Linked DNA regions of Homo sapiens: region 2 is linked to region 1. Evidence: read pairs that join two places in POLR2A ChIA-PET (ENCODE). Cell type or tissue: Panc1. All regions are shown on one strand. Each heading gives the region's core, and the rest is flanking DNA. Links, peaks and the distances in the headings are about the cores only. Region 1 has its middle 7.6 kb from the start of RAPGEF2. Region 2 overlaps SPMIP2 (sperm microtubule inner protein 2).

The links. Peaks named below come from ENCODE experiments on the same cell type or tissue, not always from the same donor. Only the 100,000 strongest peaks of a DNase experiment are listed, where the experiment ranks them.
Region 2: POLR2A ChIA-PET joins it to region 1 with 9 read pairs; 5 of 35 experiments call an interaction of 5 or more read pairs at or near these places.

Annotation. Positions count from the first base shown.
Region 1 is chr4:159,090,503-159,100,548 of GRCh38, reverse strand. No RefSeq gene overlaps it. Among named protein-coding and RNA genes, the nearest start is that of RAPGEF2, 7.6 kb to the left of the region's middle. In Panc1, for the core only: no CTCF peak of the experiment used is centred there; no DNase peak of the experiment used is centred there.
Region 2 is chr4:158,909,269-158,919,314 of GRCh38, reverse strand. SPMIP2 (sperm microtubule inner protein 2) reads left to right here. Exons shown (of 5, transcript NM_152543.3): 4 at 3,956-4,145. It also overlaps the pseudogene LOC124900178. Among named protein-coding and RNA genes, the nearest start is that of SPMIP2, 120 kb to the left of the region's middle. In Panc1, for the core only: no CTCF peak of the experiment used is centred there; a DNase peak (open chromatin) is centred at 4,960.

The DNA.
Region 1 (10,046 bases), core at 1,618-6,617:
ACAGGCAGCCAACAAATAGGTATTAAATGGATACATGAAGTAGTTCATGTTACCTTGTATTTGTATGAGATTTTTACATACATTATCTCACTTGTGTCCCTGGTTGCGGGGAGAAAACTGGGAGAGGAAACTTAACCTCTCTGAGCCTGTTTTCTGTTTTATAAAAAGAGAGTACAAATTGAATAGTCTGGCCAGGCAAAGTGGCTTACACCTGTAATCCCAGCACTTTGGGAGGCTGAACCAGGAGGATAGCTTGAGGCCAGGAGTTCAAGACCAGCCTGGTCAACATAGCAAGACCACTGGCTGCACAAAAACTTAAAAAAAAAAAAGGAGCGGGGCATGGTGGGGTGCACTTGCAGTCCTAGCTACTCAGGAGGCTGAGGTGGGAGGTTATCTTGAGCCCCGGAGTTCAAGGTTGCAGTGAGCTATGATCACACCATGGCACTCCAGCCTGGGTAACAGAGCAAGACCCTGTCACAAAAAAAGAAAAAGTTGCATACCCTGAAGATTTGTGACGATCCAAGATAATACATGCAAAGTGCCTTGCATAGTGGTTTAACAACAGTATATACTCAATAAATGGTAGTTATATTTAAGATTATTCTCATCATTGCAACTCTCTGAGGCTAGTGGGACAGTGTTATCTTATTTACAGATGAAGAACTGACACTAAAATAGGCTACATGACTTGTCCTAGTTCCCGGACTGCCTTTAACTTTAGAAAGTTCTGGAGCCAGCTAACAAATGGGGATCCATATACTCTATCATAAATACTAAAAGCTACAAATTAACTGGGGGAGTACTGAGTACTACTGCAGGGAGTACTGGTATCTGGTCTGCAACTGGAATCCCCTTTTCTTTCCATCTCAGCTTCATCCTATCCCATGGAAAGGCTCACACATAAGAGGACAACCCAGCTAGTGCGGTGGCTCATGCCTGTACTAATTCCAGTACTTTGGGAGGCCGAGGTGGGCAGATCGCGAGGTCAGGAGTTCCAGACCAGCCTGACCAATATGGTGAAACCCTGTCTCCACTAAAAATACAAGAATTAGCCTGGCGTGGTGGCGTGTGCCTATAGTCCCAGTTATTCAGGAGGCTGAGGCAGAAAATTTGCTTTTACCTGGGAGGTGGAGGTTGCTTGCAGTTAGCTGAGATCAAGCCACTGCACTCCAGCCTGGGTGACAGAGTGAGACTCCATCTCAAAAAAAAAAAAAAAAGGACAAGGACAACCCAGCCTACACATCTAAGTGATATCACACCCCTCAAAAAAGCCACCCCTTGGTGATTCCTCGGGCCAGGGGCCAGCCTTGGAAGATGAGGTCTGGAAGTGGCAAGGCAGTCAGGACCAGGGTTCCAGGTGCTCAGAGAGTATGGAACTCCTTGCCCCATGGGGAGGGGGGATGCTAGAGGGGACCTTCTACACCAGACAGGAATGCCTCTCTGCCAGATCTCACAGCAAGAGTTAGGAATTCCAGTTGCACACCCAAGTCTTTTTTCTCTGTGTGCTCTACTGTAACACTGAATTACATCAATCACCTCAGGTAAGACATAATAGTATGTCTTATCCACCAACAAAATGACTAACTCACTGTCAACTTCTAAGCTATCATTTAACTTCAATTAAAGCTAATTTTCACACTATGTATAACCTACTTATCTACATATGTCAATAATGCATATCACCACTCAGCATCTAGGACATCAGATACTTGGCATGCATTGCTGTTTTATTAACATTTGAGCACCAGTAATGTGCTAGGCACAACCTGGAAGACAGAATTAGACAAAGATCTGCCACTCTGCCAATTAGTCTAAACCAAACTGTGTCAGCAAACCATAATCAAAGTAAGCTATCTATTATGCTGCCTCATAAAGGCAAGTGTAAAAATGAGAGTTTCTTTGTTCTGTTTCTACTACCATCATATTATCTAGAAAATCACTGGGGGATGGGAAGAGAGACAGAGCACTGGGTTTTAAGTTCAGAAATACTTTTCAAGTTCTGGCCTTAATACCATTCTACTTGTAACTTAAAAAGCTTTGATCTTTCCAACTGTAAAATCTAATAGATCCCTAAATATATCGTGTGGGTTAGGCATTTAGGGTCATCTTTAAAAGTGAATTAAAATATTTGTTTTAAATTCCCGTGAGTCCAGCTATACCCAAGATTAGGGAGATTTTACATACATAGTCATTTTGTTTTAAAAACACGTCAAGCCCTTACTGCTCCATCAATAAATATTTATTGTGTGCTTTGCTGTGTGCCAGGTACTGATCTCCATGCCTGGAATACCAGTAATGAATAAGACAAATATGGCTCCTTCCCTGGCCTCCTGGGAGCTTGTTCCATGTGCCAAGCATTGGTTTAATTTACTCACCTCTCCTATAAGGAGGGTAAGGATAATAGAAAGGATCCAGGAAACTGCCCTCCTCTGCTAAGAGCTTCCTCTCCTTACTGCTTTCTCCAGTGGTTACAACCCTCTCAAGGCAAGATTTCCAGCTGAGAGAAGTTGGATTCTGTTAAAGACATTCCTCACACCACTCCCCTTTCCCTAGAAACATTTTTTTAAGCGTTGGTTTGCAATTACTTTTACCCTTGTAGTCAAGTCAGTAAGAATCTCAGGAGGGTGGAAGGGTGTTGTTTACACATTGTGTCATTCTCAGTGAGCACACTCCACTAGGAAATATTGTGTTCACCTACAAGTAGCATTCCAGAGAGTCCCTGATGGGGAGTACAATTACAGACATTCAGGGAGAGATACAGTGAGTTTATAGGATGGATCTCATGATGAAATGTATCAGAAGCACAGGTAGAGTATCAGACTATTCATTTTGATTGTACAGGAATCATAACATTCAGAGTTGAGGATGCTGCCGCAGAACTACACTAACATAGAGGTCAGGTAGATGTTTAGATATTTTGGAACTGATTCAGAAAAAGGAAACCATCTCCCCCTGATTTATCAATATTATTACCTAGGTTCTGTCTGGACATAATATTAAATAAAAATAAAAAATATACACACTAACGAAACTGTTCTATTCAGTTACACTATTGTATCCCTCACACTGACATAACTACTTTCTTTCATTGATTTGTTTGCACTTGAAATATAGGGCCAGTGGCAGAGAACAACCTTTGTATTTCCCTTATTGTGAGAAAGCTGATGCTGACATTTCTAAAAGGAAATGCATTGTTAAACTTCTAATCTACCATCAATTCCTTCTATTGTTATGTAGTATTTGGCATTTATTTTTATAAATTGGCCCATGGGATGATGGTCCAGAATCATTTGGCCAGCTTTAAGGGGAGTAAAGGAGTTTAGGTAAGAGATACAGATTAAGTTTTTTGTTTTTTTTTAAGCCTAAAAGCAGGTAAAATTAAGAACTTTATTTTAAACTCTAACAATATAAATGCACTACATAATCCAAGAGTATTTAATGCATAGATTTTTTTAGAGCTTACACTAGATATCATGAATGCTCAAGTTAGTAAATCAAAGAGAAAAAAACCTCCCATTTCCAACATGCAAAGTTAACCCATTGAGATAATTCTGTCATAATAGAGCATTGTACAAGATGGTATCTGGGTTTTTCCCGTTCTGTTAAGGTGATTATACACAACTGAAATTACATCCATAAGCAAACCGGTGTGCAGTGCAGAATCTGTAAAAGTGTTCCAAAAAAGTAAAACAGCTACACTTGGTGCCAACTCTGTTCTCCAGGTAGTATTCAAGGGTAAATGTAAGTGTGCTATAGTACAGCTGTCGACCATAGCAGTGTCAAAATCAGAAAAGGTCATTTGAGAAAACAAAACAAAACAGTATTCTTGGCCAGCTATGATTTTTTAAATGCCAATACTAATAATCATTCTGAAGTCATGATTATTTAATATTTGGTAAACCCAAGACTAGTGCTAGGCACCATATGTACATAAACAAAGACAAAGTGCTTATGTGTTGAGCTTACAAATCTAAATTAGGCAAAGGAAGTGAAGGGCAAACAAGGGCATGGGAAACACACACTGAGGACCTGTTTAGAAAATGAGGCTTTTTTTTAATTGTTATTTTATTATTATTATTATTGTTATTTTTTGAGATGGAGTCTCGCTCTGTCGCCAGGCTGGAGTGCAGTGGCGCGATCTCGGCTCACTGCAACCTCTGGCTCCTGGGTTCAAGTGATTTTCCTGCCTCAGCCTCCTGAGTAGCTGGGACTACAGGCGCACACCACCACGCCCAGCTAATTTTTGTATTTTTAGTAGAGACAGGGCTTCACCATGTTGGCCAGGATGGTCTCGATCTCTTGACTTCATGATCCGCCTGCCTCAGCCTCCCAAAGTACTAGGATTACAGGCATGAGCCACCGCGCCCAGCCAGATTGTTATTTTTGTTTTAGCTATCAGAAAGTCCGTTATCTTGCAAAAAAAAAAAAAATTAAGGAGGAAAATCAAAGGAGAAAAGCATATTGTCTTTTTGGGAGTTTAAAGAGGAAGGCTTAAATATGAAATGGTGACATGTATCAAGTTAGAGACCTGAAGGAAGAAAGCACAAGTAAATGGCAAAAAGAGAAACTGTCAGCATTGGATGGAATACAATACAGGGACTAAGTGAAGATAATGTATGAGACATGGCTCAGAAGACAGAACTGTCCAAGCCCTTGAGAGACATATCACAATTGGTCCTGGCCATCTTCTGTGTTTTTCTTCTTTTCTTTTTTTGAGACGGAGTCTCGCTCTGTCACCCAGGCTGGAGTGCAGTGGCGCTATCTCAGCTCACTGCAAGCTCCGCCTCCCCGGTTCACGCCATTCTCCTGCCTCAGCCTCCCGACTAGCTGGGACTACAGGCACCTGCCACCATGCCCAGGTATTTTTTGTATTTTTAGTAGAGATGGGGTTTCACCATGTTAGCCAGGATGGTCTCGATCTCCTGATATCGAGATCTGCCCGCCTCGGCCTCCCAAAGTGCTGGGATTACAGGCGTGAGCCACCAGGCCCGGCCTGTGTTTTACTTATCACATAACATAAATAGAACCAGTGATAAGTTCTGGTATGGCATTTAAAACAGAGTTCAGTTTCACCTTATGCTTATCTCACCTAAAAGGAATGAGTTTGTGTCATCATAGCCTTTCTGTAAGAATCCAGTGATAATTAAACCAAGTCACAAACCAATAAAAGCCCATAATACTCCACACCAACCTGGCCAGGTGCCTCATAGATGGGTCTATTGACACAAAAGAAATAGCATAGAAGTGATTGAAGTAACAGAATTTTATCATATTGCTACAGGGAGGGAAATGTGATCTGCGTTATCAATGGAGTCAATAAATGCAGCTTTATAAGGTTATAATAGAATATATGAAGTAAGTGATATAATGGAAAAACCTTAGGACTGATATAAGATAGCCCTGAATTTGAAAGGTTATTGTGATATACATTAGCTCTGTGCCCTTGAGTAAAGAATTTAACTTCTCTGAGCCTAAATTTCCACCCTTGTAAAATGTGATTAGAAATATCTTCCTTGCAGTCAGGTGGGTGGCTCACGCCTGTAATCCCAGCACTTTGGGAGGCCAAGGCAGCCAGATCACTTGAACTCAAGGGTTTGAGACCAGCCTGGCCAACACGGTGAAACCTCGTCTCTAGAAAAAAAAATGCAGGCCGGGCGCGGTGGCTCACGCCTGTAATCCCAGCACTTTGGGAGGCCAAGGCAGCCAGATCACTTGAACTCAAGGGTTTGAGACCAGCCTGGCCAACACGGTGAAACCTCGTCTCTAGAAAAAAAAATGCAGGCCGGGCGCGGTGGCTCACGCCTGTAATCCCAGCACTTTGGGAGGCCAAGGCGGGTGGATCTTGAGGTCAGGAGATCGAGACCATCCTGGCTAACAAGGTGAAACCCCGTCTCTACTAAAAATACAAAAAATTAGCCGGGCGCGGTGGCGGGCGCCTATAGTCCCAGCTACTCGGGAGGCTGAGGCAGGAGAATGGCGTGAACCCGGGAAGCGGAGCTTGCAGTGAGCCGAGATTGCGCCACTGCAGTCCGCAGTCCGGCCTGGGCGACAGAGCGAGACTCCGTCTCCAAAAAAAAAAAAAAAAAAAAAAAAAAAGAAAAAAAATGCAAAAATTAGCTGGGCGTGGTGGCACACACCTGTACTCCCAGCTGAGGTGGGAGAATCACGTGAACCCGGAGGCAAATGTTGCAGTGAGCCCACATCATGCCACTGCCCTTCAGCCTGGGTGACAGAGACATACTCTGTCTCAACAACAACAAAAAGAAATATTTTCCTTGATAGATTGATATGACAATGATTCAAAGCAGGATTAATAAAAAAAATTATGGCTGGTCATTGTGGCTCACGCCTGTAGTCCCAGCCCTTTGGGAGGCCAAGGTGGGTGAATCACTTGAGGTCAAGAGTTGAAGACCAGCCTGGCCAACATGGTGAAACCCCGTCTCTACTAAAAGTACAATAATTAGCTGGGCGTGGTTGCAGGCGCCTGTAATCCCAGCTACTCAGGGGGCTGAGGCAGGAGAATCACTTGAACCCAGGAGGCAGAGATTGCAGTGAGCCAAGATTGCGCCACTGCACTCCAGCCTGGGCGACAAGATCGAAACTCAGTCTCAAAAAAATAAAATTAAATTAATAAAAAATAAAAAATCTTTTTCCTCTAACCCTTCTCCCAAAAAGAAATTGCATTAGTTCTAGACTATTTATATGGCCCTTCCAGTTTCTATCAAAGAACTTAGGCTAAAAATTTATCAACTTGTCTAATAAACTTTACAGAATTTTGAACTTAGAAAACTAAAATAAGCTTTAATTGATTTGTTGTAAACAACCCAGAGCCTCAAATATAAATAATTTCCATTAACTTCTCTGAGCCTAAATTTCCACCCTTGTAAAATGTGGTTAGAAATATCTTCCTTGTGGTCAGGTGGGTGGCTCACGCCTGTAATCCCAGCACTTTGGGAGGCCAAGGCAGCCAGATCAGTGATTCCTAGACGCAGGTGATCAGCATCTTTGCAATGCTAAGAGTACTGGCACAGGTAGACAGAGCTGGCAGTCCCCAGAAATCTTCTAGTATCCCACAAGACAGACCAGGAGCTGTGTTGCAGACATGTCAAACCGGGGCTCTGGAGGCATCTCTGCCTTTATTGAATAAATGAAAATTAGAATTTACTCTTACAAATATTTAATCTGTTACCAGGTTTATGTCCATTTTATAAAGCATGAGGTAGTTGTCATCTATTAATTTGTGTTATTGTCCCATTTTTTAAATTATTTATTTCAAATATTGATATGTACAAATGTAAATATAGCACTCAAAAGGCTAACTCTAAGAAGTGTATAATAAAGTCGAATTAGAGAGATCCAATTTAATTATATTCAAAAGTAATAGTCACGATGCTGCTTGTAACATTTGCAATTCCCAGGTTTTCAAAAGATTTTAAAATCAAATCAATCTGTGCCATACCCTGGCCCACCACAGGACAAAGAATGATGCTTCAGAAGCTTCTCATTACTCTGTCCAACATTAGCTATAGCATTACAGTCTGATAAACCAAGAGGAATCTGCAAAATGACCTGAGGCATTTCTTCTACCAATTTACCTTTTTATTTTATTTTATTTAAACTTCTGGGATACATGTGAAGGACATGCAGGTTTGTTACATAGGTAAACGTGTGCCATGATAGTTTGCTATACCTATCAACCCATCACCTAGGTGTTAAGCCCCACATACGTTAGCTATTTATCCTGATGCTCTCCCTTCCCTCCTATTCCCTGCCAGGCCCTGGTATGTGTTGTTCCCCTCCCTGTGTCCATGTGTTCTCATTGTTCACCTCCCACTTATGAGTGAGAATATGTGGCATTTGGTTTTCTGTTCCTGTATTAGTTTGCTGAGGATAATGGCTTCCAGCTCCATCCATCTCCCTGCAAAGGACATGATCTCCTTCCTTTTTATGGCTCCATAGTATTCCATGGTATATGTTTACCACGTTTTCTTTATCCAGTCTATCATTGATGGGCATTTGAGTTGATTCCGTGTCTTTGCTATTGTGAATAGTGCTGGAGTGAACATATGCATGCATGTGTCTTTATAATAGAATTCTTTATATTTCTTTAGGTATATACCCAATAATGGGATTGCTGGGTCAAATGCTATTTCTGGTTCTAGATCTTTGAGGAATCACCACAACATCTTCCACAATGATTGAACTAATTAACATTCCCGCCAACAGAGTAAAAGCATTCCTATTTCTCCACAGCCTTGCCTGCATCTGTTGTTTCTTGACTTTTTAATCATCACCATTCTGATTGGTGTAGCTAGTATCTCATTGTGGTTTTGATTTACATTTCTCTAATCATCAGTGATGTCGAGCCTTTTTAAAATATGTTTGCTGGCCGCATAAATGTCTTCTTTTGAGAAGTGTCTGTTCACCTGTTCTTTGCCCACTTTTTGATGTTTTTTTTTTTTCTTGTACATTTGTTTAAGTTCCTTGTAGATTCTGGATATTAGGCCTTTGTCAGATGGATAGATGGCAAAATCTGTTTTCTCCCATTCTGTAGGTTGTCTGCTCACTCTGATGATAGTCTCTTGCTGTGCAGAAGCTCTTTACTTTAATTAGATTCCATTTGTGAATTGTTGCTTTTGTTGCAGTTGCTTTTGGGGTTTTAGTCATGAAGTCTTTGCCCATGCCTATGTCCTGAATGGTATTGCGTAGGTTTTCTTCTAGGGTTTTTATGGTTTTAGGTTTTACACTTAAGTCTTTAATCCATCGTGAGTTAATTTTTGTATAAGGTATAAGGAAGGGGTGCAGCTTCAATTTTTTGCATATCGCTAGCCAGTTTCCCCAGCACCATTTATTAAATAGGGAATCCTCTCCTGGTTGCTTGTTTTTGTCAGGTTTGATGAAGATCAGATGGTTGTAGATGTGTGGTCTTATTTCTGAGATCTCTATCCTGTTCCATTGGTCTATGTGTCTGTTTTTGTACCAGTACCATGCTGTTTTGGTTACTGTAGCCTTGTAGTATAGTTTGAAGTCAGGTAGCATGATGCCTCCAGCTTTGTTCTTTTTGCTTAGGATTGTTTTGGCTGTATGGACTCTTTCTTGGTCCCATATGAATTTTAAAGTTTTTTCTAATTCTGTGAAGAATGTCAGTGTCTACTGATTTATCTTGATGGTCATTTTTAAAATACTTGCAAGACACATTTTATGTAGTCTAACACAACTTCCATCAAGAACTATGGAAACTTGTGAAGACAAAGCCACCTAAGAATTTCTGGGAGGAATGGTAGCAGGAGTCTTGGCACTGAGTCTCAGACCGATTGGCTTTTTCCTGACAATGTGCTACAAGAGATCTTGAAGGAGTACAGGCACTTTTGCCTGATTAGAGAATCTATACTTTCCGTTACTATCTCAGTAGCACAGTTAGCTGTGGGCCTCTATCCTGGTACCTGCCAATATTAGAGAGTGGTCCCCTTTCTGAGGAAGTCATTCCTTTGGCTTTTCTTGTAAACACAGTGAGAATGAAATTGGAGAAATAATAACTTTAGTAAAGAGTTTCAATTCTCCCCTTTTCCCCAACAAAGTGCCAAACAATGTCCAGACCATAGAGCTGTCATTGTCCAATTTCTGTCCTTTCCCTAAAGTGAGATTATTTTGAAGAACTCTGGTCTCATGCAGAGCTGGAGACAGACTAAACCATGGGGATAAAATCTGTGAGCAAAGCTAGGCAATCATTGGGGAAGATGAGGGATAGGAAGGAAAAATATGAATTCTGAGTCCATGGTAATACCTAATTACGTTTCTCATACTTCATTTGGGAGATGTTTGAAACACATATCAAAAATAGCAAGCAGGGGGTGTAGGAGATAAAGAGAGAGGTTGGTTAATGGTTATAAACATACAGTTAGGGACAGGCGCGGTGGCTCATGCCTGTAATCCCAACACTTTGGGAGGCTGAAGCAAGTGGATGGCTTGAATGCAGGAGTCTGAGACCGGCCTGGCCAACATGGTGAAACCCCATCTGTATCAAAAAATATAAAAATTAACCAAAT
Region 2 (10,046 bases), core at 3,043-8,042, 180 kb after region 1:
CTGGATTCTTTTGCAAAATGGGTGTTATTGGGATGCCTGGCCAAACTTGAAGGTGTCTGAGCATTCGATGGTAGTAATATAAAAACGTTAATTTTCCCATTTTCTCTGCTTTTGACGGTTATGTTGAGGTTATGTAGAATGTCCTTGTTTGTGGGAATTACACACTTACGTACTTGGGGATGACAGGTATCCTGTCAACCACTTGGGGGGATGATAGATATCCTGTCAACAACCAGTACTTTTAACTGGTTCGAGAAAAGATTTTGTACTGTGCTTCCAACTTTTCTATAAGCTTCAGGTTGTTTCAAAAAACAACAAAAACGAAAAGTATCTGACCCTAAGGGGCCTATTTAGTGTAATAATTAAATAGTAAGAATGTTGTATTATAAATGTCTGGTGGTGGTGTTCATTGTGGGGCATGCGTGTGTTTGCTGCTATTTTGTGTGTGCACCTGACACCTACCCATCACGCGGGCCTGGCACTCATGGCCCATCTGGAGCCAAACCTTCTGCTCCTTGGTTTGTCTCTTTAGACTTTGGGTCCCATCTGGGGCCCAGTTCAATACAGTGTGGGTAAATCCCCACAGTTGATGTGGCCAGTATATTTGTAAAACCTTTAATATCTTTGAACTACATCTAATTTTTAACTTTCTATTGCTTCTGGTGTTCCCAATTTCAGGGATGTAGGAGATACTGAATTTAAAAGATAATAAAATATTTTAGCACTTAAGTGAAGACTAAAGACGGCCAAGGATTTTTCTTTTCTAAACTCTTCTATATAGTTACTTGTATAACATGTTAAAGAAAAGGTGACATTTGCATGAAATAGTTTTCCCTTGAATCATTAATCAAGCTAATATAAACTATAAGCACTATCTGTTGCTTACATTCTCACCATCAGCTATCCTGCCTTTTAAGCTTTCTTGAAATTATTTCCAGCTATTAATCTGTACTTGTAAATAACACAACTCAGACAAACTGGACCACAAGGATCCAGTCCTACATAGCTGCCTGGCAGGAGCGGAAAGAGGCTGTAGAGCAGGTGGGGTGAAGGGAGCGGGAGGGAAGGCAGGCGCCCTTCCTGTCACTCAGTTCTGGTCTTTCCTGTCCTTCCCTCTTCCTCTATTCTCCAAGATTAGTTGAGTGTCAATTACGTGTCAGGCAGGGTAATGGCACTGGGGAGCCAATGACGAATGAGATACACTCCGGGCCTTTTAAGGAGCACTGAATTTGTAGAAAGAGAGACTGCTGAGCTAGGAATTCAAGAATATTCTAATAGTTTCTACAAAAGAAGTCAGGCCGGGCACGATGGTTCACGCCTGTAATCCCAGCACTTTGGGAGGCCGAGGTGGGTGGATCACCTAAGGTCAGGAGTTTGAGACTAGCCTGGGTAACATGGTGAAACCCTGTCTCTACTAAAAATACAAAAATTAGCCAGGCTTGGCAGGCACCTGTAATCCCAGCTACTTGGGAGGCTGAGGCAGGTAAATTGCTTGGACCTGGGAGGCAGAGGTTGCAGTGAGCTGAGATCACGCCATTGCACTCCAACCTAGGAGACAGAGAATCTGTCTCAAAAAAAAAAAAAAAAAAAAAAAGTCAAATAGTGCTATTAAAGGAGAAAAATTGCTTCATGACAGGAACAAAAAGTCTTCAGGGAAAAGGTGATGTTTAAAGCCCCAACTTAGTTGCAGTTTTCCAGGAAATAAGGAGGAGAGGGAATCACAAGCAGAGGAAATTGAAGCAAAAGGCTGTGAGTCTTTTGCTCAGAGTGCAGCTTCTTTGGAGCTCATCGAGGGGAAGGTGAAGGCGAAAGGAAGGACTGTGTGTGTCTGAAAGTAGAGACGGGCTGAGGAGAGTGGGCCAGAAGGATCAACTGAGGTTGGACCTTTTTTTTTTCCCCCTGCTCTGTCACCCAGGCTGGAGTGCAGTGATGTGATCTCAGCTCACTGCAACCTCCGCCTCCCAGGTTCAAGTGATTCTCCTGCCTTGGCCTCCCGAGTAGCTGGGATTACAGGCGTGCACCACCACACCCAGCTAGTTGTTTGTATTATAACTATTATTTTTTTGAGATGGAGTCTTTCTTTGTCACCCAGGCTGGAGTGCAGTGGTGTGATCTTGGCTCACTGCAACCTCTACCTCCTGGGTTCAAGTGATTCTCCTGCCTCGGCCTCCTGAGTAGCTGGGACTACAGGCGTGTGCCATTACACCTGGCTAATTTTTTGTATTTTTAGTAGAGACTGGGTTTTGCCATGTTGGCCAGGATGGTCTTGATCCCCTGACCTCGTGTTCTGCCTGCCTGAGCTTCCCAAAGTGCTGGGATTACAGGCATGAGCCACCATGCCCAGCAGGACCATTTTTAAAAAGAAAGCAGACAGGCTGGGTGGTGACTCATGCCTGTAATCCCAGCACTTTGGGAGGCTGAGGTGGGAGGATGGCCTGAGGTCAGGAGTTCAAGACCAGCTTGGTCGACATGGTGAAACCCTATCTCTACTAAAAATACAAAAATTTACTGGAGGTGGTGGTGTACACCTGTAATCCCAGCTACTTGGGAGGATGAGGCAGGAGAATTGATTGAACCTGGGAGGTGGTGGTTGCAGTGAGCAGAGATCGTGTCATTGCACTCCAGCCTGGGTGACAGAGCGAGACTCCATCTCTACAAACATACATACATACATACATACATACATACATACATATGTACATACATAAAGCAAAAGCAGACAAAAACCAAACAGCAACAACAAACTTCCCTGCATGCTATGCTGAGGAGCTCAGACTTTATTCTAGGATGATGGGATGTCAGGGGAGGGTCTGCTGGAGACAGCCATGGTCACTTCCCTCCCACCACAGGGATTCTGTGATTCTCAGGAGCAGGAAGGAACTGCCTGACCTCTGTATGCTGGGAGAATGGCTCACACTCTTGCTTCACTGAGATCTCTGCTCAAACATTACCTCGTCCTCTCTTGTCTAACCTCACGAAAATAGCATGCCCAAGATTTTCTACTCATCTGCCTTAATTTTTTTTCCTAGTACTTCCCAAATATTTCAGTTATCTGTTTATTTTTTGTCTCCCCCACAGGTATATAAGCTCTGTGACAACAGGGGCTTTATCTTATTACTGCTGGTCCTCACGGTGCCTTGTACTGTGCCAGCCATGTAGAAAGAGCCTGTAGATTCTTGAGTGAGTGAAGGGCGATGCAAATCTCCCACAAATCATGGTCCAAAGACCTTGGGAACCCACAGACTCAGATTCTAGAAAGAGAACTTTGCAGTCCCCAAGGGGCTCTTGCAGCCCAGGTGGAAGGATGGTGAATAAGAAGTCCCAAGAGGCTCTCTAAGAAACAACAGCTTTCCAAATGAGTTGGCAAATCCCTACCCTTACAATCCTGTTTCTGTCTGTTCCCCAGAGTCAGCCTTTTATAATGGAAAAGCAGGGCTGAGATAATGTTCTAATTTAGGGTTGTTAGAACTTAGCCAAGGATCTCACCAGGGAAAGAGGAAGAAGCTTAGATCTTTCCTCTAAAATGCAGTCCAAAGCCAGAGCTTGGAATAGAAAAGCTGGTGTTTTCCTGAATGTCCATGAGACCTCAAAATGGATAGGCCATGTCCTTCAGGAGATCACATGGGTCTCATGAAGCCTCAGTGTTAGCATATCACCTTCAACTTCACAGCATCTTCCATGCTTGGCTCTGAAAGGACAGTAGTGCATTCGTCAACAAGCTTCATAGATAGGTGTCCATCTTGGGGGTGGTTCTTTGGATCTCTAGCAGTCCAGTGATGTAGAGTGGAGAGAGTTCAGAAACTTCCCAGGATGGGTCAGGTCTTCAGCTTTCCTAAGCCACATGGCTAGAATCACCTTAAATTACTAGAAAAACAGACAAATCTCAACTATCTGAAAACTGGTGGCCTTGTTTCTAGCTCTTTTCCATTTCAGAACCAATTTGTTCCTATTCCAGGCAACCAAAACCTCATGTCCTGGATATGCAAGGAAAACAGAGTCGCGCTTCTTTTGCCTGGCATATGAGTGCTTTCGAGGACACTGATCAGAGAAATTCCAAATGGGCTATTCTTGTTAGGCAGTGTAAGTCATCATTGCCAAGAGCTTCCAAACCACCTAAGCTGCCGAAGCTACCAAAAAAGGAAAAGGTATGATGTTTTGCTTTTCTAAATCGTCATAGAAAAAGTCAGGCTGCTTTAACATATAAATCAGGGACAGGTTTCTCATAGTAATACTAATAATCAGTTTTGTAGCTTCTTTTAACCTATCGAAGCATTTTGTAATTTATACTGGATTGCCACAGTGATGTTTATTCAGTGGGTAAGTGGGCATTATTCACCTTTTATAGTTAAAGAAAACAAGAGGTTGTGTCCTCAGAATTTCTTATCACTAGGTTTAACCTTGAGAGAATGGCGACCCCTGTGAGTTCCAAGAGCTGAGAAAGCACCGTTTGTGAAATGGAGGTAAATCTGTAACTCCACTCAAAACCTCACAAACTGGTTAGCAGAGTAAGCTTATACCCGTTTGAATTCTAGGTTGTCCCCTAAACTATTTATGGAATCTTGGGCAAGTTGCATAATTTCCCTGTATGGGTTTTTATAAGTAAAATGGGGATTTTGGTATCTGTTTTGAATATTTTATAGAGTTAGGAGGAGAATTAAAGAATGTGGAAGTATATATTCAACAACTATTTCCTGAGGTCTGTGTACAAACCATACGCCAATAATAGCTTTCTGTCTAATCCCACAGCACAATGAACTTTGCAGGCGTCCAGTTTTTCAATAGAGTTTGACAGCAGATTTCCATGCTAGAAAAAGGAATAGAATAGCTCAGGCCCATTCAGAGACTCCTGTTCCCTACGCATAAAAAGACTTCTTGCTCTTTTGGAGAATCTTGCCAATTCACTAGAATATTACTCACCCTCTGTTGCCAGAGATCTGATTCATCAGCAAGCCATTATGTCTATTTGAGACATTTTGTGATGGCAGGAGACTTAGCTGTCCTCCTCAGTAGATCCTGACCTTAGGAATACTTCGTATTGAAAAAGGGAACAGTTCGACATCTAACATTTCAATGTAGTCTGAATTTTGAGATGGGTCCAAGTGAAATGATTTATTGCAGTGTGTGTGGAGGAGGGCTTGGATTAGTTACTTTCTGTCACTGAACTAATTTTGTGTCAGATTAGAGCTATTACAGACTAAATTATCCCAAACGCCTCTATCATTCGCCAAATCCAGTTGAAATATTTTTTGCATTAAAAAATCTGTTAAAAGACTTCTTATTTTGATTTCAAATTTGTAGAGCATGTTGTAACAACAGCTCTAAGAACGTGATATACTCTTTCCCCAGCCCCATCTGTTGTTAATTTTATTTGCTTTTATGTTCGCTTTCTTCCTCTCTCTCTTACACCATTTGAGTGCAAGTTGCAGACATGATGCCCCCCAACTTCTCTTGTCTTTTTTTTTTTTTTTAAGATATGGGGGTCTCACTATGTTGCCCAGGCTGGAGTGCATTGGCTATTCATGGGCACAACCATAGTGCACCGCAGCCTTGAACTCCTGGGTTCAAACAATCCTCCCACCTCAGCCTCCTGAGTAGCTAGGACTACAGGCACAGACCCTGTGGAATAAATGGTCTACAGGCTAGACCCTTTACTCCTAAATATTTCAGGGTGTATTTCCTAAGAACAAGGATGCTGTCTCACATAAACACAGTACAATTTATAAGATTCAGGAAATTTAACATTGATAGAGTATTATTATCTAATCTAAAGTTCATAGTCGAATTTTACTAAATAGCAGATGGTGGTGTTTCACACCTATAAACCCAGCACTTTGGGAGGCTGAGGTGGGAGAATCACTTGAGCCCAAGTTTGAGAGCAGCCTGGGCAACATAGTGAGACCCCATCTTTACAAAAAATATAAAAAATTAGGCAGGGGTGGTGGTGCATGCCTGTAATCCCAGCTACTCAGGAGGCTGAGGTGGGAGGCTTGCTCGATCACAGGTCTGCAAGTCTGCAGTGAGCTATGATTGCATCACTGCACTCCAGCCTGCGTGACAGAGAGCCTGACTGTCTTAAAAAATAACAACAACAACAACAACAGCAACAACAAAAAGTATTAACTGACGACCTTTGTAATATTCTGATCCAGGATTCAGTCTAGGACCATGTATTACATTGAGTTATCACGTCTCTTTAGTCCTCTTCAATGTGGAGGAGTTCCTCACTCTGGTCTTTTATAACATGGACACTTTTGAGGAATCCAGGCCAGTTCTGAATCTTTCAGTATGGGCTTGTCTGATGTTTCCTCACGAGTGGGTTCAGGTTACGTGTTTTTGTCAGGAATCCCAGATAAGTGACGTTGCCTCATGCTCAGTGCATCACATCAAGAGGCACCTGAGGTCGGTTTAACCCATTATTCCTGAGAGTAGTTGAGCACTTGGTCATACCCCTTCCATTCCAGAAATAAACAAAATACTGAATCATTCAAAATAATTTATCTTTTTATCAATGAGGCTTTCTTCTAAATTTCCAGAGTTACTTTAGATACTTGTCCCACAAATCCATTTTTTGGACTGTCCTGCAGAATTTGTGTGGATGCTTCAATAAATACTCAACACCCCTCTCTTTTACATGAATCCTCTTTAGGGAAAATAAATTGGAACAAATGTTCTTACATATTTGAAAGCAAATAATGAATACCACATGTGAAAAGCCTCCAACGCAGTGCCTCACACATAGCCCCCAGTGAGTGGCTATCATTACTATTCTTACTTGAGATGCCAACACATTTTCCATTCTTACACGACAAGAATCAGAACCAGGCACTGAAAGTCTCTTAAGTAGAAATTTGTCTGTGTTACTGGGTGACTTGGGGGAAATTTTAAAAGCTTAAACCTATAGACAGTATCATAAACTTTCCCATCAAAATAGATGGTTGAAAATGGGAATATTTTATATCCATGCTTTGAGTTTGGTTTTCCATGTATAAACTTAAGGTTAGAGAGCTTAATTACAATGTTTCTAAAAAGTACAATTTATGAGATTTAACAGTATGTATCATTCTTATATACATTTACCCAAAAATGCTCTTAAAAATACTTTTGGAAATCCATTGAGCAAGTCTCTAAACCACTTCTTCTATAATGCCCTAATCTCTCTTTTTAAATCACAAAATGTCTCTTAAGTTCTATCTTCTATTCCATTCATTATTTTCCCCTTCTGGATTTCTGGTTGTTTTTTTCCTTCATACAATAATACATTCATTATTTATTATTATACATTTCCTTCATACAATAATACATTCATTATTTTCCCCTTCTGGATTTCTGGTAGTTTTTTTCCTTCATACAATGCATATATCATATGCATTGTATAATTTATGTGCATATGATAGACACTTTTAACATAATTTATTTCTATTTCATTTCTTTGCTGGCAAATGTTCTCATTGTCCCCCTTCATTCCAATACACAGACTTCAGTCTCAGTGACTGATACATTCTTTTCCTCATCCACTCGAGTTTGAGAGCAGTATTCTCAAATTTTAAAGGTCATGCAAATCACTTGGGGATCCTGTTAAGATGCAGATTATGATTCAGTAGGTCTGAAATGGGGTTTGAGATTTTGCATTTCTGTCAAGCTCCCAGGAAATGCAGTTAGTTGTTGCTGGTCTGAGGACCTTGAGTAGCAAGGTGCTGGAGGATTTGACAATGAATTGAATTTTGTGCTAGGAACGGGGGACTTGATGAGGCAAAGGGAAGTCTATTCTAGGAAGAACAGACAGGGCAAAGACAATAACCTAGCACCTTTGGGGAAGTACATGTGGTTCAATGTGGCTGGAATATAGAACACAGAATTATCTGGTGATGAGGCTGGAGAAGATGAATCAGCTGGGTCACTGGAGTGCACAGGGCTGGGCTTTTATTTATTTTATTTATTTATTTATTTATTTATTTATTTATTTATTTGAGACGGAGTCTCGCTCTGTTGCCCAGGCTGTAGCGTAGTGGCACAATCTTGGCTCACTGCAGCCTCCGCCTCCTGGGTTCAAGTGATTCTCCTGCCTCAGCCTCCTGAGTAGCTGGGATTACAGGCACTGGAATGAGCCACCGCGCTGGGCCTTTCCACCACTTTTAACGAAATGTTACCTCCTTCCTTCTCAGAGGGTTGTTTTCCAATTCTTTGCAACACATATTCAGAGACTACGTGACATCTATGTCAGCCTTTATGGGATAACTCTTAAGTTGGTACTGTTTATGATGTTAAAGATATTTGCTTGAAAGCCTACTTCCTGTAACTTGGAATGACAATTTTCTGATCCTACTCAACTCCATTTTGGGTTATCATACCATATCATTGGACTGATCTCCTAAGTATCTGTATCAGTCAGGGTTCTCCAGAGAAACAGAACCAATGATGTGTGTGTTGTGCATGTAGGAGAGCAAGAGCCAGGGAGGGGTGTTTATTTTTAGGAGTTGGCTCCTGTGATTGTGGAAGTTGGTAAATCCAAACGCAGCAGGGTGAGCCAACAGGATGGAGACCCTGGGAGAAACTGATGTTGCAGCTCCAGCCTGAAGGCAGTTTTCAGGCAGAATTCTCTCTCCCTGGGGGATCTTCAGTCTTTCTCTTAAGACTTTCAACAGGTTGAATGAGGCCCACCCACATTATGGAGGATAAATAGCTTTATTCAGGGTCCACTGACTTAAATATTAATCTCACCTAAGAAATACCTGCACAGCACTGGGCTGGGAGTGGTGGCTCATGCCTGTAATCCCCGCACTTTGGGAGGCTGAGGCGGGCAGATCATCTGAGGTCGGGAGTTCAAGACCAGCCTGACCAACATGGGGAAACCCCGTCTCTACTAAAAATACAGAATTAGCTGGCGTGGTGGTGCATGCCTGTAATCCCAACTACTCAGGAAGGCTGAGGCAGGAGAATCGCCTGAACCCGGGAGGCAGAGGTTGCAGTGAGCCAAGAACGTGCCATTGCACTCCAGCCTGGGCAACAAGAGCAAAACTCCATCTCAAAAAAAAAGGAAAAAAAAAATACCTGCACAGCATCATCCAGATTAGTGTTTGACTAAATATCTGATTACTATCGCCTAGCCAAGATGACACATAACATTAACCATCACAGGCCAGACCTGGTGGCTCATGCCTGTAATCCCAACGGTTTGGGAAGCTGAGGCAGGAGGGTCATGTAAGGCCCAGAGTTCAAGACCAGCCTGGGCAACAGAGTGAGACCCTGTCTCTACAAATTTTTTTTTGTTTTTTTTTGAGATGGAGTCTCACTGTTGCTCAGGCTGGAGTGCAGTGGCACAATCTCAGCTCACTGCAACCTCTGCCTCCCAGGTTCAAACAATTTTCCTGCCTCAGCCTCCTGAGTAGCTGGGACTACAGGCGCGTGCCACCACGGCCGGCTAATGTTTTGTATTTTTAGTAGAGGCAGGGTTTCACCGTGTTAGCCAGGATGGTCTCGATCTCCTGACCTCGTGATCTGCCCGCCTCAGCCTCCCAAAGTGTTGGGATTACAGGCGTGAGCCATTGCGTCCAGCCCCAAATTTTTTTTAAAAAAATTAGCTGGGTGTGTTGGTGCATGCCTGTAGTCCCTGGTACTTGAGAGGCTGAGGCAGGAGGATACTTGAGGCCAGAAGTTTGAGGTTACTGCGAGCTATGATCATGCCACTGTACTCCATCCTGGTGACAAAGTGAGACCCTGTCTCTTAAAAAAAAAAAAAAAAACCATCACAGTACCCCTCATCCATTGTGAGGATTAAATGAGGTAACATACAGAAAGCGTCTGACAGAACGGTCCAGGCACTAGGGAACCAAAAAGCACTCTTGTGTGCACGTGCGTTTAACTCCTTTTATCAATGGCATGATTTTAAAGCTGTTTCACCCGAGTACACAGCAGGGAAGCCATCCTTGGAGAGCTGAACATGCACGAAAAGGAAAAAAAAAAAGCTTCAGGGAAAAACACTTGAAATTTTCATTTATCAGAAAGGATTTTGAAATATCTACTGTAACTTTCCCCCCAGTCTTTAAGAT